2 separate regions of the Homo sapiens genome follow, and region 1 is linked to region 2. Evidence: chromatin loops called from intact Hi-C (ENCODE). Cell type or tissue: endothelial cell of umbilical vein. All regions are shown on one strand.

Region 1 (8,000 bases), 410 kb after region 2:
TGTTGGACGAAGAGTGAGGACGCTAATATGGTCACAGGGCAGAGTTCCTGGGGTGAAATCACTCAATATATGGCTAGAAAGGTAGGCTGCATCTCAGTTTCAGGTGGAACCAGATAGGCTTCCAATAGGCTTATTTTTTTCTGGTTGTCCTGCTAGAATGCTACTTTCTTTCACAAGGAAGTGCACATTAGATTGTTTTGACAATGGACAAATACTCAAAAGATTATCAGTGGAAAAGAACATGACAAACACCTAAGTCAATAAATCTTGGGTAGAAAGGAGATATATTGGAAGGAAAGAATACATCCAATCCCAACTGGTTCTATGCTTCTTGCATGGTTAAGACACAAAGGGGAAAGATTGCCAAAGACTTTTCTACCAATACGTCAATTTTCAAAATCTCTCCAATGTATGTCTTACATTTGAATTTGTAATAATGATTCTTCTTCCATAGTATAGTAAGGTGCATCTCTTTGTGTCTTAGCAAATAGAGGGTGTGGTACTGGGTTTTGTGCTGTCATGGTGATGATCATGGCAGAGAGGGTGAGGATGCTGCCGAGGATGAATGACAGCTGCAAGAAGCAGTCCCCAGCCCTCAGGTCCTCAGCAGCCTCCTACCTGAGAGTCCTCATACAAATGAGAAGACTTCCTGTTTCTGATATCTCCAGGCTAATTTAGGCTTTGAGGTGTCACCACTTGGAGTGTATGTTAAGACATGTTCCTGTTGAATGTCGCCTGCAGTAAATAATTGTCTAACATTGGTATGAAATCTAATTGGCTTCCGCTAGAGCTTGGCTCAGCAGAGGAATTCACTCCTGGAGTTTTTGGAGCACCACACTTTCTTCATTTCATGTTATTTGAGAAAGAATTTATTGATGCAAAATCAGGGCAGTTTAATTTGGTGGCATGTTTTCTTTATGTCTCAATTATATATTCATGTCTTTGTGGTAAACTCAGCTGGTGGGGGGATTAAGAATTCAAAATAGAGGATTTTCACTTGGCAAGTAGTGCTTTCTACTGTGATTAATTGGGAGTCTGCACAATGAACCCGGTGTTGGCTCCGTTGGGGATTTAATAGCTTAGTAGAAAGAAGTAAATTTCAGGATTTAAGAGTTTTGGGTTACAGTCTGAATTTTGATAATTACCTGGAAAAATGATCTCCTTGTTTTAGTTATTCCAGATTAGATATTCCCAATTAGATACCTTTTATAGAAGTGTTTTTGTGTCCCATAATTCGATTTGGAGAAGGGTGTCAAGTAGGTGCAGGGAAGCAGAAGAGCACCCCTCATTGTTGTGATCATCCAACAGCCCTAAAGACTTCCAGGTGCTTACATCCATTTGTCTTTTTCTGTCTTCTTTCTATGGATGCAATCCTCTAGATGGGGAATGCACACATGTCCTGCCGCTGATGTGGGTCCCTGTTCCCAGAAACCGGTCTGGGTCGCATCCCGTTTCTCCAGCCTCAGCCGCCTCCGCGGAGCTCTATTGCTCCTGGCTTTCTGGCCTTCTGACCTGGTGCTCTTCCTCAGCTCTCTTGCCACCATCTCCTGTGTTCTCACAGTTTTGTTTGGGCATGTTTTATGGTGTTCTTATCGTCCTAAAACCTGGATTTCACAGAGGGGACCTGTGTGCTAACACTGTTCCTCATTCTGAGGGCTAGGCTGGCCAAGCCATTTCTTCCTACTCTGAGAAAGAAAGATGAGAAATTTTGATTATTTTCCCTTTCACACATAAACCATCATGTGTCAAGTCCTGAAATTGAGGTTGGAATGGATACAAAGATGGATGAGATGGGTCCCTACAATGGGGATGTGCAAAGGAGTGGGGTGCAGGTAGGGTGTGTAAGGGCAGCAGCTCTCACAGCCACTGGAGAGTCCCTGGGCTGAGAGCGATGGCTGCAAGCTTGGGAGCCAGGCTTTGCTGTTGCAGAAGGCCAAGAAAATAATAAAGTCTTTTGAAATTGAGTAATGTGGCGTTTCAGCTCCCGACTGTTAGAATGAAAATAGCGATTCTGCCACACCCACTTTGCACCCCTCACCCCTCATTTCTGCACTTGTAGCCTGAGTGATCTTTTCAAACCAAATCTGGAGGTTCCTCAAAGACTTCTCTTTAGCCCAAGAGAGCCAATTCCTTATGAAGGAGTTGATAGTCCTGGAGGCCAGGCTCCAGGGGACCTCTGCTCCTGGTTCATGCCATGTCCTGCCTCACTATTTTCATTCTAGTGTATTTTTTCTTGTTATTTCTGGTCATAGGCCCTTTGAACGTTCCCTTCCCTCTTCCTGGAATTCTCTTTTGCTTTTCACCCAGTCGGTCCTATTTATCCTTCAGACTTTGACTCAAATGCCATTTCCATAGAGAACTTTCCCAGACCTGCTAACCACTGCCACTCCCACCTCTGCCAGGAGCTAGAGCCTTGCCCTTCTTCCTGCTTTTTGCCACAGTTAAAATGTGGCATTTGTCTGTGTGATTGGTTGATTATGTCATTTTTTCTGAGGTCAGGGGGCCCGTATGCTTGTGCATTCTATCCCCAGTGCCTGGAATTTAATAGAGCTCAGGGACTATTTGTTGGATAATCTATCTGTAAAGTTTCTTTTTTATTGTATTATAATTATTAAACAAAATGATTCATTTTTTTTTCATTACTAGTTGTAGTAGGCTGAATAATGTCCAAACAAAGATCAGATTCTAATCCCTGGAACCCAAAAATATACTTTGCATGGTAGAGTCTTTACAGATGAGATTAGTTTAAAGATTTGAGATAGGGAAATTGTCCTGGGCCCTAAATGCAATCACATAAATCTTTACAAAAGGGAGGCAGAGGAAGATTTGATAGGAACACACACAGAGGAGAAGGCAGTGTAAAGACGGGAGCAGAGGGATATGAAGATGCTGACCCTCAGGGTTACAGTGATGTGGCCACAAGCCAAAGAATGCCCATAGCCAGCGGAAGCTGGGAGCACCAAAGACCAGATATCTTTTGAGAGCCTCTGGAGGAATCACAGCCTTCCTGATACCCTGATTTCAGCCTAGTGAGAGTCATTTTTGGACGTCTCACCTCCAGAATCATCAAAGAATCAATTTCTCTTGTTTGTTAAGCCACTAAATATATGGAAATGTGTTATAGAAAAAGGAAACAAATACACTGACCTTCAATGTTTTGAATCCTTAATGGATGGAAATAGGAAAAACAAAAATTGATATTTGAAATCTGCCCCAAATTTAGTCTTTGTCACTGTGAGAGATGAAGTAACACTCATCTTTTTCATTATTTCTTTTTAAAAAAAATCTCTTTGGAGATGCACCCTTGTCATGTAAATGCAATGAGGCATCAGCTTTTTGTCCTTGGGGTATCTACAGGAGCAGATGGAGTCATCCACATTTCAAAACTAAGATGATACTTTTTGATGTTGAAAATTTCTGTCCCAGGGGCCCTAGGGTATGGAAGCAGGGAGGGAAAGACACCTCTGCCAAATATGGTTTTAATGAGAGGAAACCATTGATGTCGCCTAGCATTAAGCTGTGAGATTTGGTTTGTGAATGTGGGACCAGAGTTGAAGATTAAAATCGCTAAACATTCTCTTGTTAACTGGGAGAGGGACCTCGTATTTGTGTTTTTTCTCCACTATGTGTCTCATAGGCATCTCAAACTGAAAATGTAAAACATAGATCTCTTGAATTCTAGCCTTCTTTCCTGACCATCCTCTGACTCCAACCCTAAACCTGCTCCTCCTGGAGTCTTGCCATCTGGTAAATGGCAATTGCATTCTTCTAGTGGCTCATGTGAAAGCTGCAGTCCGTCTTCACTGTTTTCCTTTTCCCGTCCTCTTCCTCAATCCTGAGCACGTCCTGCTAGATTTTCTGAATTCGGAGGTTTATCCAGTCCTGCCTCTTCTGCCCTCTCCCAAGCTGCTGTTACCTTTGTCTGGAGTGTTCCACAGCTTTCTACCTAACTGGCCTGCTTTTTTTGTTCTTATTCCCTATCGTCTGTTCTCCATGCTCAGCGAAAGCATTTCTGTGCAGGCTTCGTTGTTCCTGATTTAGTCGCTTCCTGGCTCACCTAAGGTCTTTAACATCCCTACTGTGGCCTAAAAGGTCTTCCTTGGTCCGGCCACCAGTGTCTCCCTGGCTTCACCTCCACACACACTCCCTTTTCCTTACCCTGTCTCCACTACTTCCTGATATGCCTGTGATACACCAAGGTGGCCTCCTGGCTTCCAGGCCTTAAAGCTCCCTCTGCTGGTGCCCATGCCAGGTGTCCTTGGGGCTCTCTTCTTAGATCTCTGTTCAAGGTCACCTTAAGGCAGAGGCCTTCTTCACCACCTGCATAAAATAGAGCTTCCAACCCCACATCATCACACCCTAGCACCTTTCTTGCCTTGTTTGTTCTTTATAAAGTAACTCACCTATTGGCATAATGGATATTTCCGTGTTGGAGAGTGGTAGCCTGTTTCAACCCCTCTAGAACATGTGTGCCATGATGGTGGGGCTTGATCTGGCATGTTCATTGTTGTTTCCCAAGTGCCTAGAACAGGGTCTGGTGCATAGTAGGCACTCTGTAAGCATTTGTCAAATAAATGAATGAATGAAAACAAAGGCCTACCGTTAAGTGGACTTGATCATATTTTCTCAGTGTTTGCTCTCTCTTTGGTCAGGCGTGAGAGCATGAACTTCTCTGTTACTTCTATCAAAATGTTTTGGTCCCTCTAGTCTCAGACCAGGTGACATTCAGCTGAGTTTTGCAGTGTGCATTTTCTTAGCAAGGTAAAGAATTGAACCAGATTGAAGGAACAAATCACACAGCAGGAAGGACTCTGAGAGACCAAAGATGAGTCACTCCAGGTCACTGCCTGGAAAGAAAACAGGAATGATAGAGGCGCACCACAGCCTGGATAGCAGGAGAGGGCCAGATCTCTGCCACCCCCAGGGTGTGGGTTTCACTGTGGAGGGGATGGGGAATTATAGGAAGGGTTGAACAGGGAAATTAAATTAGTTGTATTTCAGAAAGATCTCTGGCATCAGAATGAAGGGTGGATTGGAGGGGAGTTTTGCAGCAGGGAGACTGAGAGAGAATGAAAACAAGGCTGAGATTGTATTATCCTGTGTTCCTGACCAGGAGACCCCCCTCTCTCCTTGAGGGGCTGGACAAACAGGGCTTTAGAGCAGCCGATCCATGGCCAGAGGGCACATATACAGGAAGAGTGGAAGGGGTCCCGTGGCCACATGGTTCCAGTTTTCCTGGATGATCCTATTCCTAAGAGACGCGTTTATTCTCCATGTGTGGTTGCTAAGGGAGTAAGTCAATGGAATTTAAAGTTGACACCTTTGTAAAAGTTTCAAGTTTATATATTTACAAATAAGGGAAAAAATGTGCCAGACTTTGTTTCTGTTTGGAATTCTGGGAATATCGCCTTTGGATTATGGACCTGAAATCATGTCACCAACAGGAGATGCAGTTTGTGTGAACAAAGGGTAAAGCTTGAAATAAGATAGGATAAGACAGGATAAAGAACCAGGAGAGCTTTTTAAATAGGAGAAGCTATTTGAAAGCAGAAAGGAGAACAGGTTCAGAGGATACCAAAACCGGAGTTATCACAGAATGTTTGTCTGACCACTCATTCCTGCTGCCTGCCTTGGAATCTCTGGAGGAACTTCCCAGAAAAAAAAGAAGAGTGGAGACCACTCCACAGACCCACCGAACCTGAAGAGCCTAGGTGCAGGCGTGGGTGTGGGGGTAGAACTGGGAATCACAGGCTGGAGCCCAGCGAGCTAAGGCCCGAGGCAGCTGAAGGTCAAATTGGGAACATTTCTTACATCAAATCCTAAATGAGGTTCATGCTGATTAGTAGGAACTGTGTCAAATAGGTGAGCAGGCCTGTTCTGGGTTTCTAATTACGGTGTGGCTTTCATCTCCCTGAGCTTGTTGCTGCACTGTTGTTCAAATGAAAAATGGGAAACAGACATGAAAAAGAGCTGCTCCCCTAAGTGGGTCAGTGCAGGCTTCTTCCACCTTCTCCCACCTTGTTTTTCTAAAGAGTTACCTGGCTTTGTTCCCTCACTGATACTCACTGAGGCATGGCAGCCATTCCTTTGCCCTCTTTGGACAGGGCAGCATGCTGCCCATTTGGGACTGGCAGTAGAATAGTCAAGAAATTCTTTTTACCTTTTTCTGGCATTCATATGGCAAATGAATTTTTCGTGCAAAAAAGCTTCCTGTGATTGAGTCGGTCTGGTAGCACAGGTGACAGCTAATGCACCAGGAAGTGCCCTCAAGGGTCAGCCTTGGCCACAGCACTGCATGAAGCTCACGGTCTGGTGGGGAAGGGGAGCTGAAGCAGGCCCTTCACCCCTCTCCTACCAACACATGAAATGCCTGCCTCATCTTTCAGCCCAGGACCTGGTTGAAGAAAGATGCATATATAGCAATCATCTTTTCTTCCTTCCTTCACCCATCAAATATTCCATGAACATCTACTATGAGCCAGGCATCACGCTACACTCACGGTAGAGCACGAATGCCCTAGTTACCCCCAAAGAAATAATATGTGGGCGGGTGACTGGAGAAGTCAGTAACTCCTTTTAACATAGGGAGAGAGCTGGGCTGAATACCAGGGGCTATGCCAGCAGCCAGGGGAGGCCCCTGAAGAAGCCCAGGGACTTTGGACATGAAGTTTTGCCCAGCTGAGAGCTGAGGAGGATTAGCTGGGTAGCATCAGGAAGGTGAAACCTTCTGGACAAAAAATGACAAGTGCAGGATGGGGCACCGCTGAGGGCAGGGTCCCTGTAGAGAAGGAAAAAGCATCCCCCGCAGGCAGTGAGAGAAGGAGGAGGGTGAGAGGAGAGACCCGAGAGGGGAGCCACGGCAGATGGCCCAGGGCCTGGAAAGCCCTGCCGGTGACTTCGGGATATTTCTTAAGGGCAGAAGGAGCCAAGTTAGGGGAGAGCAGACCCAATTCAGGAGAATTCCTCACTTGGTTTCAGTTTTGACAAGAGGGTATCTGGGAGCAATGCAGAGACCAAAGGACCTCCATGGTTCACAGCTTTGTGGGATCCCCCCTTCCTTCTTGCCTGGCCAGGGCTCCTCAGCGGAGGTGAGGAGGAGTTGAGCTCCTGGTTTCATACTATTTGTGCTCCTCCAGTGAGGCTTCATTTGTCCATGGATTCTCCCCCACTGGAGTGAGTGCAGCACCCTGTTTAGAAGATCGGCAGAATCAGCAGATGGACACCCTTCTTCCTTTCCATAGACAGTTCTCTTCTTTGCTATTTTCCACCTAGCTCTTGGAGGCTGTTTCTCATTTGGTCTTTCGAGCAGCTTTTTTTTTTTTTTTTTTTTTTTTTCCCCACAAAATGTTCTTTTTGTCATCTTCTGCCTGTCACCGTTTTTCATCCTTTTTTTCCTGTTCTTTTTCATGGTGTCCTATTTCACTCTCTTAGGCACGCTCTATCTGATACTCCCGTTCTCTCACGCATCGCCAACCCCGTTTTTCATGTTGACCTTCGATTCCGGGCACTGTGCACCCGGGCTCATGCGTCCTCCAATTTCACATTTCCCACAGTCTTCCTCCCCCCAACTTTCTTTGCTTCCTCTCCTCTTCCCCTGGCGCCCCCTTGCCAGTTGCCATCCCTCTGTTTCACCCAGTGTCCGCTTTCTTCCCCGTGCGCAGCCCTGTGCACCCAGACTGCGATTCCCTCCTCCCGCAGCTGCGCCATCCCCGGACCCTTCCTGCTGGGCTGCTTCTCCACGGAAGGTCCCCATGGGTTTCGCCTCCAACACTCAGAGCCCACATGGCCGTTGTAGAGAGGATAAGATAATCAGATGCACCTTTTTAATTATTTATTTTTCATTTCACTTAATAAGCACATCTTGAAATTGAGCTGCAGTTTCACTCGTAATAGATCATTTCCCTTAGGGAACCCACATCCAACCCCGGTTGAAATTCTCTCCGTGCGCAGTGCAGGGAAGGAAGACACTAGGTTTCAGGTGTCTTTCTTGAGATCCAAAC
Region 2 (8,000 bases):
GGCTTTCCTTCCATAGCTCAAGGAAAATAGGCAAAAAGCAATAAGAATAGGAGGTCGTGTGAAACAGTGAAAGCAGCCATTCTTATTCTTTTGAAATTGTGTACATCCTTCAGCATAATACAGACAAACTAGAGTTTTGATGTATCCAGTACTTGGGAGAAGAGCTATTGTATCCAGTACAATTCCCCAATGCATATTTTACCATTTAGTCTATTCATTCTGGAACCTGGACCAAATGTATACTTTGTGGTTATTTCCATTTTTCTTATGGCATATTGTGATACCAATAATCTATCATCAAATTAGTTCTTAAGATGAGACCCAAATGACCATTTATGCTAGAAACTCTTGATATTCCAAAATTAGCCCATACTTGAGAAGCAGGTCCTATTTTGCTTCCTGTCTTTGGGGACAGCAACTTTCTCTGTAACTTGAAGCATGTCTCTTAACCTTTCCTGATTTCCCCATCTGTGAATTAGAGGTAATTATTCCTAATTTTAAGGAGCCATTGAGAGGATTAATTTGTTAGTGTTTGTAAAGTACTTTAGATATGTAAAGTGCTAAGTATTACTAAATTCCATACAAATAATTTGCAATTTAACATCTAAAGGGACTGAATAATTGACTTTATTCTTGTAGACTATATTCTTATAATATTTTAGCAAATCTGCAAATACATGTTTTTCCCATCTAACATTTGTACAGAGATTATTATTGTTTGTAATACAGAACATGCAAATCAACCCCTCCTTCCTACTCAAGTTAATAAAAACATAAAAGGAATGACTGTCATTAGAAGCAAAGTATCCTGGGGGAAAGTATCTCCCAATTTTAAAAATTGCTGGCAATTCCCTTTTCAAGCAGTCTGCGGAAAAGCTGTCAGGAGAGGTAAAAGGAAGAAAGAAGAAGTCTATTAAGGAATTGGATATGGGTTAGAAAATTAATGTTTTTTTTAAAAAAAAGATGAATTTCCTAATTGTGTTGTTCCTGGACTCTGAAACAATTTTAGTAAACAAGCACAAGTGTCCTCTGCAGTTATTTAAGGACAGACTACATACTTACCCTCAAACCCAGTTTATTCAGGATGCAGGAATAGAATATGGAACTAACTGGACTCTCCTTAGCCCCAAAGATGCTCAAATCCCAGTTGTTGTGTATTCCTCTGACATAATCCCACCACACCGGTGTGTCAGTGCAGCGTTCGTATCACATCTGAATCGCTGGATACCGACTAAATATTAGACAGTTGTGGGCTGCTAGCTGCATCTGCATTTACCTCCTGGGCAAATGCAAGCACTTTGAGTGCTGACGCAGAAGGGTTAGACAGAGCTGCAAATGGTGATTCAACTGGAGCCGCTTGTGGTGTTTATAAAGGGATGTCAGTCCTAAAACAAACTCTGACACACAGAGGCCTGGACTTCCACTGGGGTTGTGCTGACTTGCTCTCTGATTGATGGTGCTACCAGAAACCACTTTATGGAGTTATAGCCTTGGGTGACAATGATTATGGCTTGTAATACTGGGGCTGTATTTCCTCGAGCTTTCCCTGTAGGACTTGGAGGGATTCCTAAAGAGAACAGAATGCCTGTCCCCTACACAGGGAATGAGGAGGTGCCATTCAGGGAGGCTGAGCCGGGACAGGTGAAGGGCACTGCTCTCAGTCTCCTCATCTTTTAACTGGGGAGGGTTATCAAAACCTGCCTTGCAAGATGAGGCCAAAGTGATGGAATAACTTGGAAGGTGTTGAAAAGTGTAAAAGCCCTGTGCAAACATTGTAGTATCAGAATCGCTATTTTTGCTTGATCGGAGCCTTTTCCCTGGCTTAGTACAGCTTTCGGCCCCATCATTCCGCCCTCATCTTCCTTGGTTTCCGAATTACTAGAACAAGGGGTCAGTGACACATATTGAAAGGATCAGAGGACTGGAGTTGAAGTCCTGACTCATCACTTCCTGAGTTGCTCTCGTGGCCTTAGCCAAGTCACTTCATCTTAGAAATTCCATTTTGTTACTTGTAAAATTGGGGCAAAATATCTAACCTATAGTAGGTGGTGAGAAAAAAAAATGAGACAAATGAGACATCTATTTTATTATAAAGCATTATACAAATATGTTAGGATGATTATAAATATTTCTTGGGAAATATTTCTAGCTCTTAGGGAAGCTAACTCCTTTACAGAGAATAAGAGAAGTTGTAGCACTAAAATAAATCCTTTTCAGTCTGCAAAAAACCCCTGTTTAATTCACCGAAAGAAGCATTTCAAGGAAATATGCTCATTCTCCAGCCTGTGTCCCTCTTTCTGCTGCCCCCTTTATCACGTGCGCTGGTGGGAGGCTGCCAACAAAAGAACAGGGCCCTGTGAGGGGAGGCAGGGGTGTTCCCAACCCTCAGCCTGGCCATCGTCCGTCTGTCCAGGAATGTTTCCTTTACCCTCTTTGTGGGAGTCGTCATCCTCTCCTACTGCCATGGATATAATCAGAAGGACCGTGAAGGTAGATGTGGTGGGGAAAACAACAACAAAAATCCTCCCGCCGAAGGTGACTTTCAGGGCTGGTGAGATTTAATTCATTTCCCTGTGGCAACCATCAGGGACGGACATCTTTCACGGGCTGGTTGGGTACATTTCTTACATGCTGGCGGGATTTGGACGCATGCTGTGCCGCTCTTTTTCAACGCCGGAAAAGTAAAACATTGCCCAATGGGGAGCTCTCCACTGACTTGTGTGTAGGAAAATGATGTAGCCAAATTGGTGTGGCGGAAGTTTTACAGAGAGGAAAGCAGGAAGCGGCAAAGAGAAGGAAGACAGATGCTCATGAATACGTTTTTCCATTATGTTCCCAGGCACTAAGTTTGCCTTTCTTGATCCTTACGGTATAATTTTCCAGATCAAGATAAGCATTAAGCATGTTGTCTGTCTCCTCCTGTACAATTTGCAGTTTCAGGTTATGCTCAGATTGATAGAACTGTGAGTATGCAGAGACATTAATAAGCCTATGCATTTAAATAACCTTTATCTTCCAAGGAGCTCAGTTTTATAAATGATGGGACATTGCTATTTTTTTTTCCTGCTTCATATGCTTGGCATTTTTATAAAACTTTGAATTTCAGTATCATCCTTCATGAGTCTAGTGTACCCTCCGAAAAAGGCAGCGATGTCAACAAATTATTATAACAATGAGTCAGTGATACCGAAAAGAATCAGAGGACTGGAGCTGAGGTCCTCACATGTCACTTATCAATTTGCTGTAGTAGTCATAGCCATGTTACTTAATCTTAGAAACTCAATTTTGATACCTGTAAAATTGGTGTAAAAATATCTAACATATACCTTTGTGGTGAAGAAGAAAAATGACATACATATTTTTTAATAAAGCATTCTGTTATACATATATGTTAAGATTATGATAAGCCTTTCTTAGAAGCCACTGCATACCTTAGGAGCAATTTATTTTTTATACTAATATGCTAGAGGGAAACTAAGGCACAGATGGAAAATGTGCTTCTCACTACTACAATCTATAAATCAACAACTCCCCAAACTCTATGTGCAGTCAAACTGTCCTATGAACTTACAACTCACTCTTTGAATTGCCAGCTGAATAACCCACGAGCACCCAAGCTTAGCATCTCTTCTGAATTTCCTCACAATCCTCCTCCTCCACCTGAGTCTTTCTGCAGAAGCTGTTCTCTCTTCCAGTTGCTAGCACACATATCTGTGCCTTTGGGTTGTGTCTCCTAAATCTTTCTCCCATCAGCCTTTTGCTTGCCATTCAAGCTACCAACATCTTAATGAAGTTCCTCCTGTGTCCCTATTAAATGCAATAGCTTTGTAGCTGGACTCTCGGCCTTCGTTGTTCTCCTTCCATACCCCTGAAATCATCTTCCACATCTGAGATGAGTGGTGTAAATAAAATGCAAAATAAACCATGTTGCTTCTAAATGTCAAACAGTTCTGTGGGGCCACATGGACCATAGGATGATCTCAAGCTTTTCTGGATCTTGGGATCCAGAGAGCCTTGTATCACATGACTTCTTAAATGTCTGCCACTGCCAGTCCTGCCTCTCACTGGAACTGCCAGCAACAGCAAGGGAATTTCCTGAAAGCTCCATGCAATTTTTTCATGTCTCTGCCATTGACATTGTATTGTCTTTGCATAGAATCCCCTCCCCGTGTTCCTTAGCTTGACAAGCTCCTCGTTATCCTGTGATCCCAGGAATGTCTCCACCAGGACACAACCAACACATCACCACCGTGTCACCATGACTGACAACAGGCCCTCCACTGTACTCGCCGGGCACCACATAGCACCTGCCATTGTGCATTGTGACTTCAGTATTACCTGATACATCTTTCTTAGCAGAATCCATTACTTGTGTACAAGAAGCGTTGATGGTACTGTTCATATGAGATAAAGGTGCCATAAGCTAAATGTGTTCAATTAGGTATTAGAATTGTACATGCTTGGTCATATAGTCACTCAACCAAGTCTGTTAAGGGTTTACTATGTGCCTTATATTCTAGTAGGTTCTGGGTATTGTAGTGGCAAAGTGGTTCTTGGTTAGGCGTCCAGGTCATGTATCATGTAGTACATGACGGTGGACACACACTTGCCACGCAGTCACCAGGACTGTGGACATTGTCTGAAAATAGTGGCAGAGCAGCAGATAATTCTGGATTCTCACCGGCAGGGGTCAGTGCAGCTAAGCAGACGCCGCACAGCCGGCTAACTTGGAAAGACATTAGGAGCTTGGTCTTGAATTAATACCATTCTAAACGTTTTCTATTTATATGTGAAAATTCACATTTCTTTGCCTTTTGGGACCAGGCTAGATCTATTCATTCTCCTTTAATGGCTTTGTAAACACTGTGCCTTCCATGACCTGCCCCCTCCTCCCTGTGCCCATCCACTGCCTCTTACTCCATGAAGTGATTTTATTTTGAATGTATTCGTTTCCTATAAGAAGAGAGCCTCTGAGTGAATCACACATCGGTTCAAATGACCTTCTGTTTTGAGAATGTTCCCAGGGGGGTGCAATTCTTTTAATTTATTTAATCCGATGTGCTTTTTCAGAATGGCTCTCCTCTGCAAAACAGATGGGAGGGGACTGCCTGGCACTACTTCTCTTTCTCTCCACTACCCTGGAGGCTTGGCCTCTGGGCAGAAAGCTTGCAGGAGTGTATGGGACTGGACGGTTCCCAGTGCCAGGCGGCCCTGCTTTCCTCACAGCATGGGGGCTTTTGACATCAGAGGGGCCCCGGCTCGGCCTTTCTCTTGGGTGTACCTCTGTGGCCTGCCTCCTCATTTTGTTCACACAGAAAAGAAAGGACATAGAGTAGCATATGTCCTCAGCACTTAGATCATGACCATTGCACTTAAATAATCAACACTCTTTGGGCACTGTGATAAATCAACAGTTGAAACAGGAGTGGGCACTGGAGAAGCTACAACAGATGCAGCCAACTTTACTTCCGGATGAAGTTGTTCTGAATCAACTCAGTACTGGAAATCATAAAGTGATCAGGAGTGTGGCAGTACAGATCACAGGGACCTGGGTTTCAACCCTGGCTTAGCCACTTCCTAAGAATGTGAGCTTGGACCGATGAAGATGTATAAGCCACACTTTCCTGGCATGTAATAAGGGAATGATACAGATATCCACTCCCAGGGCTGCTATGAAGAGGAAATGACATAGAGCTTACAAAGTGCTCAGAGCTGTGTCTGGCACAGAGTGAGCATCTAAAAATGGCAAGAAGAATGCATGTCATTATGACATTTACAGGCTATATGCTACAGGCAAATCATTATTTTTCTTTTAATAATTGAAGGAATTTGACTTGTTAGGTGGTCCCTACCTTGATCCCTTAGCCCCTGGGACACACCTCTGTTGTTGACGTATGTCCCTGCATTGTCACTGTTTTTTTGTTTGTTTTCTTTTGTTTTGTTTGACATGGAATTTTGCTCTTGTCACCCAGGCTGGAGTGCAATGGCATGGTCTCAGCTCACTGCAACCTCTGCCTTCCAGGTTCAAGAGATTCTCCTGCTTCAGCCTCCCAAGTAGCTGGGATGACAGGTGCCCACCACCATGCTCAGATAATTTTTTCTATTTTTAGTAGAGACAGGGTTTCACTATGCTGGTCAGGCTGGTCTCAAACTCCTAACCTCAGGTGATTTGCCCTCCTCAGCCTCCCAAAGTGCTGGGATTACAGGCATCATCGTTTTATGTAGAGGATACCAGGACATTTCCCTGTCAGCTGTGCAGGGCAGACACCGAATCTTAAACATTTCTGTGTTTCTCGCATTGGGCAGAGTTCCTGGATGCAGCAGTTGCTCCGAGAATGCCAGATGAAAGCAAGCTGGGCATGCTGTCTGGGAACCCTGTGAGCCTTGGGTTTCCCCTGACCTTAGGTGGAAAGCCATTAGGCACCTGCTTACACTCAACGGAGAGAAAGCACTCATCCCCTAACGTTATCATTTCTCTCTAAGTCTGTCTTTCCAAATACTTACCTTGCATTTATTTTAGAGAGAGAACTCTTTTTATTTTATTCCTGAGATTGGGTGTTGCCACCTTTGTCCAGGATCTACACATCTGTGTGTGGTGTCCCTGGATCCTCCTTGGTGTCTCCTTAGAGACTCTAAGTTATGGCCTTCAGTCACATGTACATTGCCACATACCCATGTGTTTTCATTGCCAGGCAAAGTGTCATTCTGGCAACAAGCTCCTCACCTCCTTCCCCAGAGCTTGCCACACTGGCCTGCCATAACAGTTACTGGAGCCACTGCAGGGTGCCTGGTTCCAACCACCATACAGGTCTTTTTTCTCTCCACTTGGTGCCTCCATCAGACCAATTGCTCAAGCCAGAGACCAAGTGGCCTCCTGACCACCCCCTTTGCTACAATCCTGGCATCTAAGTCATTATTAAATCCTGTTGATTTCATCTCCAAAATGCATCTTGAATTTTTTCATTTCCGCTTTCCACCACAGCCCACCACTTGGTCATTTCTGTGTAACCACAGCAATAGACTCTGACTAGCATCTCACTCTGCCATCATCTCAGTCACTCTCATTGCTGGAGCCTAGGTGAGATTTTGAAAGCCTGAATGAGCCTGTGCTTCTCCTGTTTACCTAGCGGTGACTTTCTATTCCACTTTGGATCCAATCCTAAGCGCTTCCCAGGCCTTGTGGAGCTCTGTGGTGTCCGGGGATGCCTGCTCTCTCTCCTCACCACAGGCCTCCTCCCCTGCCTCGGTGTTTCCAATCCCAGGGGCCTGCATCCAGGCTGAGAGGACAGCATTAGCCCACCTCCACCCTGAGACTCCCACATGGGGCTTTTTCTCCATCTGGAAGAAGCCTCCACTCACCCCACGGCCACTTTCTCCCACCCTCCTAATCACTCTTCAGGCCATTTGGGATGCCCTTCTTATTGCCTATCCCCTGATATCCTCTCTCAGTGTGATCTATTTATTTTTTAAATTATACTTATGGGCCAGGCAAGGTGGCTCACACTTGTAATCCCAGCACTTTGGCAGGCCAAGGCAGGCGGATCACAAGTTCAGGAGATTGAGACCATCCTGGCCAACATGGTGAAACCCCGTCTCTACTAAAATAAAAAATAAATAAATAAATAAATAAAAAGGCTGGGCACGGTGGCTCACGCCACCGTGTAATCCCAGCACTTCGGGAGGCTGAGGTGGGCGGATCACGAGGTCAGGGGATCGAGACCATCCTGGCTAACACGGTGAAACCCCGTCTCCATTAAAAATACAAAAAATTAGCCGGGCGCGGTGGCGGGCACCTGTAGTCCCAGCTACTCGGGAGGCTGAGGCAGGAGAATGGCGTGAACCTGGGAGGCGGAGCTTGCAGTGGGCCGAGATACTGCCACTGCACTCTGGCCTGGGCAAAAGAGCAAGACTCCGTCTCAAAAAAAAAAAAAAAAGAAAATTAGCTGGACATGGTGGCATGTGCCAGTAGTCCTAGCTACTCGAGAGGCTGAGGCAGGAAA

Evidence for each region. A loop is a pair of places that touch in the nucleus more often than their neighbours do. Peaks named below come from ENCODE experiments on the same cell type or tissue, not always from the same donor. Only the 100,000 strongest peaks of a DNase experiment are listed, where the experiment ranks them.
Region 1: a loop joins it to region 2, with 12 times the contacts of the local background. A loop is called at or near these places in 2 of 110 quality-filtered maps.

The regions. Positions count from the first base shown.
Region 1 is chr11:132,154,061-132,162,060 of GRCh38, forward strand. All of the region lies in intron 3 of NTM (neurotrimin), which reads left to right. Among named protein-coding and RNA genes, the nearest start is that of NTM-IT, 130 kb to the right of the region's middle. In endothelial cell of umbilical vein, a CTCF peak has its summit at 4,230 (motif pointing left); no DNase peak of the experiment used is centred here.
Region 2 is chr11:131,743,672-131,751,671 of GRCh38, forward strand. The region is part of intron 1 of NTM (neurotrimin); the gene reads left to right. Among named protein-coding and RNA genes, the nearest start is that of NTM-AS1, 84 kb to the left of the region's middle. In endothelial cell of umbilical vein, a CTCF peak has its summit at 4,693 (motif pointing right); DNase peaks (open chromatin) are centred at 1,370, 1,920, 4,710 and 5,630; H3K27ac peaks cover 5,429 bases.